Linked DNA regions of Homo sapiens: region 1 is linked to region 2. A link is a loop called in an ENCODE intact Hi-C map of the cell type or tissue named here. Cell type or tissue: PC-9. All regions are shown on one strand. Each heading gives the region's core, and the rest is flanking DNA. Links, peaks and the distances in the headings are about the cores only.

Region 1 (5,382 bases), core at 90-5,089, 54 kb before region 2:
GTAATCAAAACTGTCAGGTAGTCATGGTGGAATACATACTCAAACCACAGAAACAAAGTAGAGAATTTAGATATAAATCTATATAAGTAAAGTGAAGTGATTTTTGACAAGAGTTCAAAAGCAAATTATAGAAGAAAAGATAATCTTTGCAACAAATGGTACTGAAGTAATTGTATGTCCATAACGGGACAAGTGAGCTTTTACTTAAATCTCAACTTATATAATAGTCCAAAGTAGATTATAAACTTAACATAAAACTTTTAGAACAAAATATAGGATAAAAAGTTTAGAACACAGAGCTTAGTGAAGAATTTTTAGTCGTAACTCTCAAATCACAATTCATAAAATAAAAATATCTGCGTGTTAAACTTTATCAAAATTATCCTTTTTCATTAAAGATTGTTAAAAGAATTTTTAAAAAGCTGAAAACAGAGAAAAAATTGCAAACTAACGAAATACTCATATCTAGGATATATAAAAAACTTTCAAAACTCAAGAGTAAAAAAAAAATCCAATTATAAAAGTCAGGAAGGGACATTTTACCAATAATGATATATAAATGACAAATAAGCACATGAAAAATCCTTTATTATCAATAGCCATTAATGAAATTCAAATTAAAACCATAATGAGATATTGCTACATGCCTATTCTGACAACTAAAATAAAATATAGATACAATACCAAGTGATGTGGAAGATGTAAAGGAACTTGATCTCTAATACATTATTTGTGGGAATGCAAAATGATACAGCCACTCTGGAAAATTGTTGGGCAGGCTTCTTAAAACCACTGAACATATACTTACCAATGCCCAATGATTATAGTTGTAAACATTTATCCCAGATAAAAGCAAACATAGGTCCGCACAACCTGTACATGAACGCTCATACAAGCTTTATTTGTAGTAGCAAAAATCTGGACACAACCAACATGTCTTTTAATTGGTGATAGTTTAAAAACAAACTATCCTCTATAAATACCACGGAATTTTACTCAGCAGTATAAAAGAACAGGCATTTCCATATCTATAACATTCTTGAAATGACAAAATGATGAAAGAAAACATATTAGTGGTTGTCGACTGTTAGGAATGGTAAGGGTAAGTGAGTAAGAGTGACTATAAACAGGTAGCAGGAGGGAGACATGGTTGTGATGAAATAGTAATAGTTCTGTATCTTGATTTTGGTGGTGATTATGCAAGTCTACATATGTGATCAACTGACATTGAACTATATACACACATTATACCCAGTCTCAGTTTTCTGGTATTCGTATTGTATTTTATTTATGCAAGATGAACCCATTAATGAGATCCCATACTCAAGAACTCTATGTACTTCTGTGTAACTTTCTGTGACTATATAATCATTTCAAAATAGTGTCAGCTATATCTCAAGCCCTCCTCTGGGGTCTAGGATTACAGAAATAAGCAAATCAATGAGTCTTGTTCTCAGTAGGCTTACTCACATTGTAATGAGAGAAACAGACAACAAGCGATGTATAAAATACACACTATATTAGTGATCAGTATTAAGTAAAAAATAGAATGGTGGGATTAAGAATTTCAGGGAGTAGTCAATGGGTTAAGCTTTCATAGAAGATCATCCTGAAAAATTTGAGAAGAAAGCATTTGCATAAACACTCAATGGAGAAATGTATAAGGATATCTAAACTTTGAAGGGACAGCAAGCGCAAAAAGCACTGAGCATGAAGTGTGCCTGGGTTGCTGGAGAAACCAGCCCTGGACTGACTCTAAGGCAGTCATCTGCTTATTCTGCTCCAGGAAGAAGCATTTATTGAATACCATTTGTTTCTAATATAAGAAATTAAGTGATTCAGGTTAAAATACTGCAAATTAGGGAAATGAGGGTATGTTAGGCAAATTATTCAGGCAAAATCTGACCACTCAAACCACTTTCTAGCAGGTTAAAATGTACCTACATTCTCACACTTTATTTTAGTTAAAATGCAAATAATTATCTTGTAATTTTTAACACTTTATTTCTTTTTTAAATATAATATCCTTGGATAGTTTGGGGCTCAGTGAAATCAGTTTTGATTAAAGATAGAAGAGACCTTCCACTAAAATAGTGGGCTCTTTGTTTAAGAGGAGATCAGGGGCTTCATGGAGAAACATGGACAAATTGTTCAATTTGCATAGAGCTGGCCTTGACTTATGATTTATTATATTCAGTGGATAGTAGTCCAGTTCTCCAGTTTCCATTGCCTATATAGACATGGTCCTTGAGAAAAACTGTCAAATAGCTTTATTTTTAAAGAAAAATTACTTGAAGAAAACCCACTGAAGCAACAGAATTTGACAATACAAGTACAAACATGGTTTCATAATAGTTATTCTGCTTAGGTATTAGGTTGGTGCAAAAGTCATCGCGGTTTTTGTCATTAAAAGTAATGGCAAAAACCGCGATGACTTTTGCACCACAATAAGTTGATTGCCCCCAATCAAAGGTCGTTATGTGAAGGGAACAGATGATTTAAATGGCCCCAGTCAAACCACATTGCATATTACACATGGTAATAAAAAAGGTATCAATTCCATACGTTTCTTCTAAGTTAAACAAGTCATGCTTGCAGCTATAGACTAAGAAGGCATTTCACCTTGAACTTGCGCTGAGGAAGAATTCTTTAGTGTGTAAACTATAAGACATTGAGATGCAATCTATCTTCTGAGTCACATCAGCTGGTTAATTCCATCACAAGTGAAATGACCGAAACTAATCTCACACCAACATTCCAATGGCAATACAACTTTAATTAGGTCAATTCTTCCATTCCCTATTACTTAGCCCAAACACGCAAGTTAGTGACTCATGTCACCCTGTCAGCATCTCCACAAACAGTTGCAGCTGCATTCATTTGAACTGGATACTCAAAAAGCCTACTGTGTCCTTATCCATTGTAATTTTTTCCGTTTTTATGCCTCTGCTAATTTGAAATAGCCTCCAGTTACATTCAGGTAAAACACACCTTAAAGGCATTGATTGTCTTTTCTGCAAAATCTGCTCTTATTTTAATTGATACCCAGGTTATAGAACTGACACCTTATACAAAGCAGCCTGAGCCTGACAGTCAGTACTGGAGAGGCTCCCAGGGACCTCCTTACACCTGCTCTGTTCACCTTCCTATGCTTTGGCTGCTCAAAGTTCCAGACTGACTTAGCTTTACAGCTACTCCGTCCTTGATCCGTTTATGCTTGGCCCTAAATTGTTAATTTCTGCATGATGGAACTTCCAGAGTGTGGTTCTATGCACTGAGGAGGTGACTAACTACATCAGAAAAGGTGGGTTGGGGGTTATTAAAATGTATATTCTCCAAGACACCAATTCTGAACATTAAAAATAAGAAATCCTAGAGTCTGTGTATCTAAATATGTTCCAGGTAATTTTCAGAATCAGCTGCGCTTGACTTCTGCTGCATAGGGTGTTCAGTATGCTGAACTCCAACTTGCCTGCTTGCCTCCATGATTATACTAACTTCAATGCACTTGTTTTCACTCCCCTCCCTTTCCTAGGTTTTATATTTCAAACATCGTTTTAAATATCAATACCTGTGGGTTTTTTTCTTAGACCCAACTTGATATCCTGTTGCTATGTGCTGGCAGAATCTCTACACTTATTCAATGACAGCATTTATTGCATTTTCATTTATTTTAGAATTCGCTTATTTATCTTGTTTAAATGCAGTTAACTATTGTATGCCGCTAAGTAGCACAGCAATGTGCATTGACAAATGAAATAAATAATGAATAAACCAATCAGAGCATATGTTCTCTCCTGAAATGAAACAGAGTTTTCCTACTTACCTTTGTTGCTCTTTACTTGATCTTTAATCTCTTTGCTGTTCCTACAGTTTCAGTATATAACCGTTTTTCTGAGAGGTGACAGCATGCTGGCAGCCCTCACAGCCCTCGCTCGCTCTGGGCGCCTCCTCGGCCTTGGCGCCCACTCTGGCCGCGCTTGAGGAGCCCTTCAGCCCGCCGCTGCACTGTGGGAGCCCCTTTCTGGGCTGGCCAAGGCCGGAGCCGGCTCCCTCAGCTTGCGGGGTGGTGTGGAGGGAGAGGCACGGGCGGGAACCGGGGCTGCGCGCGGTGCTTGCCGGCCAGCGCGAGTTCCGGGTGGGCGTGGGCTCCGCGGGCCCCGCACTTGGAGCGGCCGGCCGGCCCCGCCCGCCCGCGGCAGTGAGGGGCTTAGCACCTGGGCCCGCAGCTGCTGTGCTCGACTTCTTGCCGGGCCTTAGCTGCCTCCCGGCGGTGCAGGGCTCCAGACCTGCAGCCCGCCATGCCTGAGCCTCCCCTAACACCGTGGGCTCCTGTGCCGCTGGAGCCTCCCTGACGAGCGCCGCCCCCTGCTCCAAGGCGCCCAGTCCCATCGACCACCCAACGGCTGAGGAGTGCCGGCACAGGGCGCGGGACTGGCAGGCAGCTCCACCTGCGGCCCCGGTGCGGGATCCACTGGGTGAAGCTAGCTGGGCTCCTGAGTCTGGTGGGGACTTGGAGAACCTTTATGTCTAAGGGATTGTAAATACACCAATGGGCACTCTGTATCTAGCTCAAGGTTTGTAAACACACCAATCAGCACCCTGTGTCTAGCTCAGGGTTTGTGAATGCACCAATGGATACTCTGTATCTAGCTACTCTGGTGGGGACTTGGAGAACCTTTACCTCTAGCTAAGGGATTGTAAATACACCTATCTGCACCCTGTCAAAACGGACCAATCAGCTCTCTGTAAAATGGACCAATCAGCAGGATGTGGGTGGGGCCAGATAAGAGACTAAAAGCAGGCTCCAGGAGCCAGCAATGGCAACCCGCTCGGGTCCCCTTCCACGCTGTGGAAGTTTTGTTCTTTTGCTCTTTGCAGTAAGTCTTGGTGCTGCTCACTCTCTGGGTCCACACTGCCATTATGAGCTGTAACACTCACCACTAAGGTCTGCAGCTTCTCTCCTGAGGCCAGCCAGACCAGGAACCACCAGGAGGAACGAACAACTCCAGATGTGCTTCCTTAAGAGCTATAACACCCACTGCGAAGGTCTGCAGCTTCACTCCTGAGCCAGCGAGACCACGAACCCACCAGAAGGAAGAAACTCCAAACACATCCGAACATCAGAAGGCACAAACTCCGGACACGCCGCCTTAACTGTAACACTCACCGCGAGGGTCCACAGCTTCATTCTTGAAGTCAGTGAGACCAAGAACCCACCAATTCCGGACACAGTTCTAGCATCAGTTTCTACCCTGCCCAGTCTATAAATAATTTTCTGAGATTTTTACAATTCTTCAACTTCCTCTGTTATAATATCCTTTTTTAGTATTTAATATTAGCCCTCAGTAGGTTGGGTTTGCTTGGAATTCCCTATTCATT
Region 2 (5,382 bases), core at 194-5,193:
ATTTATAATTTCTAACATGCACAGATACTAAGCATTGAAAAAGAGGTAGGAATATCGGAACAATTCTAACGGTTTTTCATCCCTTGCTCAGAAATGACAGAAAATGTTGTGATAATAATAACAAGGCTAAGAACATATATGGAGTTATGCCATACTTATGCCATCATTAATTTATATAATACTTTAACAATATTCTGATGTTGGTACATGCATTCTTAACTGTGTCATAGAGTAAAAAATGTGGCTATTTAGTATAATATCAATTGTGTGTAAATTGGATGGAACTGGATTAATAGAGAAATAAAAACAGTTGAAAATACAAAAAGAAAACCCAAAGTCTTCATCATAGACAAGAAAAATCTCCACTCCATATTCAGCAAACATAAATGTAAATGGCAAAGTAAAACAGGAAGTTCTTTAGCAACCTTCGAGAAAGTAAATAAAATAAAGAATACCTGGGGCAGCTGGAATATACAAATATATATATACACACACATACACACACACATACACATATACACATATATACATATACATACACATATATATGTATATATGTGTATATATATACACACACACATCTGTATCTTACAGATTAAAATCTTGTGAGCCCCTTACCAGTCAGGTAGAACTCATGTCCCTGAGAACTTTCCTAACTTTTATAGCAATAGGGCTTAAAATAGGTAAAAAATAGCTGTGAAAAAGAGTGAGCTTGACATTCCATATATAGGAAGTTGACTTTATGACATTATTCCCTATCCATAGTCAAATTATGCAAAGTGTTTAATCCCAGGCAAAGAACCTGAGTCTTTTTTCTCTGTTTAAAGAAAAGTAAGTTGTCAAAAAAGACTATGGCAAATAACTATGGACGATTGCACCACAGAGTGAAGCCCTTCTCATTCTGCCAAATTATAGGTCTCTCATCACTCAGATAAGACAAAGCTTTTCATGTCTCAAAACAAGCCTGCATTTAGAGAGATTCTGACCAACTCTATTATTTATTTGCTCTAAAACTAAAGTAACATAAAATGAAGAAGTTGAAATGAATAATCACAGTATACTTAACAAAAGCCTGGAATGTAAAAGAAAATGATTGAGGTTAAAATATTAGGGGACAGAAAAAGGAAAGTAAGCAATAATTTGAAGGAAACGAAGATGATTCAGTGCAGAAAATAAGCTTTAAAACTTTTTAAAAAATTAATTGGAACCCATAAGGTCGAGACAGCTCCAGTGTTCTGTGCTCCTAGGTAAACAAACAAAAACCCAACTTGGAGTAGCTTAACCAATCAGAAACTTTCAATTAACATCTAACTGAAGAAGGCTACTGTTCCACTTTAACCAATCAAATATTTTCTCTGTCTGGCTTTTGAGAACACTTTGTACAATTTTTCCCCTTGTGCACTTTCAGGGGAGCCCTGACCCACTTGTGCTCTAGTGCTGCCCAGTTTGTGAATTGACGTTATGCTCAAAGAAACTCTTTAAGATTTTAATGTGCCTAAGTTTATGTTTTAACAAGACAATGAAACAAGAAAAACAAAATATTAAGTACAATATTCTATAAAAGTAAAAAAAGCCTTATTTAAACAACAACAAATAAAATATTGAAAAGGAATAAGTATAGCACAAGAAATAATTGTTTAAACAATATAATTGAAGATAATATACAAATAAATGGAATATCACCTAGATGTCAACTATTTATCTCAAATATACAAGCAAAATCAAAAGTGATAGAGATCAAGAGGAAAATAAAATAATCATATAAGCTTAACCAAAGTCATAGGGGTAACTTTCCATGAATAACTAAAATAATATAAAAGACAGGAAATAATCAGATATAATAATAGCAGAACGTTCCAAAAACTCAAGGTATATGCCTGTGCTTCAATTCAAAGGGTCAGATTAGAATGAAGAAAGAAAAAAGAAACAAAATCCCAAACCAAATTTTTTTTTGAAATTTTAAATCAAAGACAAATGGAATAATTAAAAGCTCCCACAGAAAATGAATATCTAAAATAATCCCAAGCAAAGAAATGAAAGATAATGAAAATGAAATCAAGTTTCTCAACAATGTCATTTAATGCAGGGATTATATATAAAAAGAATACTTTAAATAAAAATTTATTTTGAATCAGGAATCCAGCATCAGTTGGGAGGTTCAAGATGACTGCGTAGAAGCCGCTAGTGTGCACCAATCTCATGGAGAAGAAACAAAGTGGAGAGTAAAGAGCAGTGCTTCAAGAGAATCATCTAAGGGACTTTGTCAGAATCCACCATGGAATGGGGGAACCCACAGAAAACAGAGAGAAGTTAGGCAGTCACTGACCTGAAACCAGCGTGGGGCCAGGAGAAACTCTCTAACATGGGGAAAGGATGAGTAAGTGAGAGTCCCCAAGAAATCTGCACTTCCCACATGCACCTTCACAATCCTGGGTATGAGCAAACCTCCCAACCCCCATCCCCTAGGCCTCTAGACCAACACAAAGGGCCTCCTGGCATTTTTTTTTTTTTTTTGAGACGTTATCTCACTGGGTCACCCAGGCTGGAGTGCAACGGCGTGGTCTCCGCTCACTGCAACCTCCGCCTCCTGGGTTCAAGTGATTCTCCCACCTCAGCCTCCCAAGTAGCTGAGACAACAGGTGTGTGTCACCACACCCGGCTAATTCTTGTATCTTTAGTAGAAATGGGGTTTCACTGTGTTGGCCAGACTGGTCTCAAACTCCAGACTTTGTGATCCGCCTCCTCGAGCTCCCAAAGTGCTGGGATTACAGGCGTGAGTCACCACATCTGGCCCCTCTGGCATTTTTTGCATAGGCACCACTCAAGCTTATGTGGAGCCCACAGGACTTGGATCCCCGAGCAGCCTGACACCAGCTTCCACAGCCCCAGTAGAGGCTGTAGTCATGGTGCAGAGGAGTGGTCACAATGCCCTGCTCTTCCTTGCTCAGACTTCCACTGCAGTGACTTTGCGCCCACCTAAATTCTGCTGGTGGGCACAGCACAGCATTCCCCTGGAGAAACTTACAGATGACAAACTGTGAGACTTCTGTCCCACTTCTGAGTCAGGCAAGGCTAGGCTCAGGTTTCCAGCTCAGCAGTCCCACCCCTTTGTGAACATTGCGGTGGGTGATGACTCTGCATTCCCGTGGGACAAAACTCCCAGACATAACAGACAATGCTTGGCACCTTCAAGTGATCCCAACAGTGAAGTTCGTCATCATTTGGATGGGAGAGAAGTGCAAGTGTGTCACATGTCCCATAGCTGCTAGTCTTCATTATGCAGCTGAGGATTTCTGCCCTCTCCAGTGAAAGGCCCATAGAACAACCACCTGGCTGAACATTTAACATGTAGAATTTTCTTAAATTCCCAATACCTCAGAATTCCACTTGCCCCTGCCTGAGACGTTGGTTGATGACCCGGGGACTAGCTCACCTGCCCCCACAACACAGCCAGCTCCTGAACTTGGGGCTAGCCTGACCCCAATCCAGCCCCTTTATGACTCATACATGCTGTCCAGCAAGCCATGTAGGAGCCTGGGAACTGGAGAACTACCTACCCCATCCTAAGTCTGCTGGCACCTGACCACATTTCTCAGGGCCTGAGGTTAGACCAACCCAAGCAGCTGACACCACCACAACCAACACCCATTCACATGGGTCCAAAGGTGGATCCCCCTCCCTGCACTTCACAAAAAGCAACAGTACTGCCACATTGGAGAACAGGTGAGATTTAAACCTATCTGTATCGAGTTGAGTGATGAGATTATGTTCTAAAATCACTCCCACAGAGAGCTGCAAAATAGGCATTTCCTGTGGCTCTCAATCACCTTATGGGCCAGAGATAGACTATAATGTGTGTCTGAACTGGGAGTTATGAGCCTTGAAACAAAGGTGTGATAGGGAAACAGATTGTATTGCTGCCTATCTAGAATAGGAAGCCAGTGCAGCCTCCTCACTCCTCCTGCAGAGACCTCAGCACATTTCACCAGGAGCTCACCCCCAGTCACCCTTGTTAGGGCTGGTGCCTGCATTCTCCATTGGGATATTCATGGGCAAACCAGGGGCTCCAGCTCCCTAACCACCACCCCCATGGGACAGGAAGCTCAGGACACAGGGCATCCCACTGTCCAACCCTTCACCTGAAATAACAGAAGGTGCCTCATATAAAACAAAGATCAGATCAATACCCAACTTCTCGTACGGCAGCTGGCTCTTATCTGCAAATATCATCTACTGGCCTGTAGGTCAAACTGCACAGCCCAATACAAAACCTGCTGATAGAAGTGCATAGGACTACAAAAGCAAAGTTAAAAGACCCAACCCAACAGAACCCTCTCCAGATGAGAAGGAATTAGCATAAGAATTCTACCACCATTAAAAATCTGAACTTATGACCACCAAAGGCTCACTCTAGCTCTGCAGCAATGGTCCCTAGTCTAAATGGAGGCATAAGATGTCAGATGGAGAATTCAAAGCATGAATTCCAGGAAAACTGAACAATATCCAAGATAAGCTTGAAAATAAACACAAAGAAACCTGTAAAACAATTCAGGAAGTAAAGGAAGAGGTAAAGATCTTATAAAGAAAGCATTCAGCGCTACCAGAACTGAATAACTCGCTTAAGGAACTTCAAAATGCAATTGAAAGTTTTATCAATAGACTAAATCAAGCAGAATAAAGAATTTTAGAAATTGAAAATTGTCTTTCAAACTAAACCAGTCAGAAAAAAATAAAGAACTAAGAATTTTAAAACTTGAACAAGGTATCCAGGAAATATGGGATTATGTAAAGCAACCAAACCTAAGAATTATTGGCACTACAGGGAGAGAGCAAGATAAAAAGTAAGCAATCCAAAAAATGTACTTGAGAGAATAATTTTTAAAAATTTTCCTAACTTTGCTGGAGAGGTAGACACCCAGATACAAGAAATTCAGATAACGCTTACTAGATACTATACAAAACAAACATCACCAAAGCATGTAGTCACTCAGCTGTCTAAGGTCAAAATGAAATTTTAAAAAATCTTAAAAGCAGCTAGAGAAAAAGATCAGACTGCATAAAAAGGGAACCCCATCAGGCTAACAGCATACTTCTCAGCAGAAACCCTGCAAGCCAGAAGACCTTTTGGGGGACCTATTTTCTGCATCCTCAAAGAACTTCAACCATGAATTTCATACCCTGCCAAACTAAGCTTCATAAGTGAAGGAGAAATAAAATCTTTTTCAGACAGGCAATCACTAAAGGAATTCATTACCACTAAACCAGTCTTACAAGAGATCATTAAAGGAGTTCTAAACATGGAGATGAAAGAACAATGTCCACTACCACAAAATCACAGCTAAGCGCATAGCCCACAAACACTTTAAAGCAACTACACAATAG

Evidence for each region. Peaks named below come from ENCODE experiments on the same cell type or tissue, not always from the same donor. Only the 100,000 strongest peaks of a DNase experiment are listed, where the experiment ranks them.
Region 1: a loop joins it to region 2, with 7 times the contacts of the local background. A loop is called at or near these places in 1 of 110 quality-filtered maps.

The regions. Positions count from the first base shown.
Region 1 is chr7:145,696,446-145,701,827 of GRCh38, reverse strand. No RefSeq gene overlaps it. Among named protein-coding and RNA genes, the nearest start is that of CNTNAP2, 420 kb to the left of the region's middle. RefSeq lists silencers at 1,066-1,266, 1,686-1,886. In PC-9, for the core only: no CTCF peak of the experiment used is centred there; a DNase peak (open chromatin) is centred at 2,717; H3K4me3 peaks cover 979 bases.
Region 2 is chr7:145,642,360-145,647,741 of GRCh38, reverse strand. No RefSeq gene overlaps it. Among named protein-coding and RNA genes, the nearest start is that of CNTNAP2, 470 kb to the left of the region's middle. In PC-9, for the core only: no CTCF peak of the experiment used is centred there; DNase peaks (open chromatin) are centred at 2,761, 3,141 and 3,571; H3K27ac peaks cover 3,965 bases.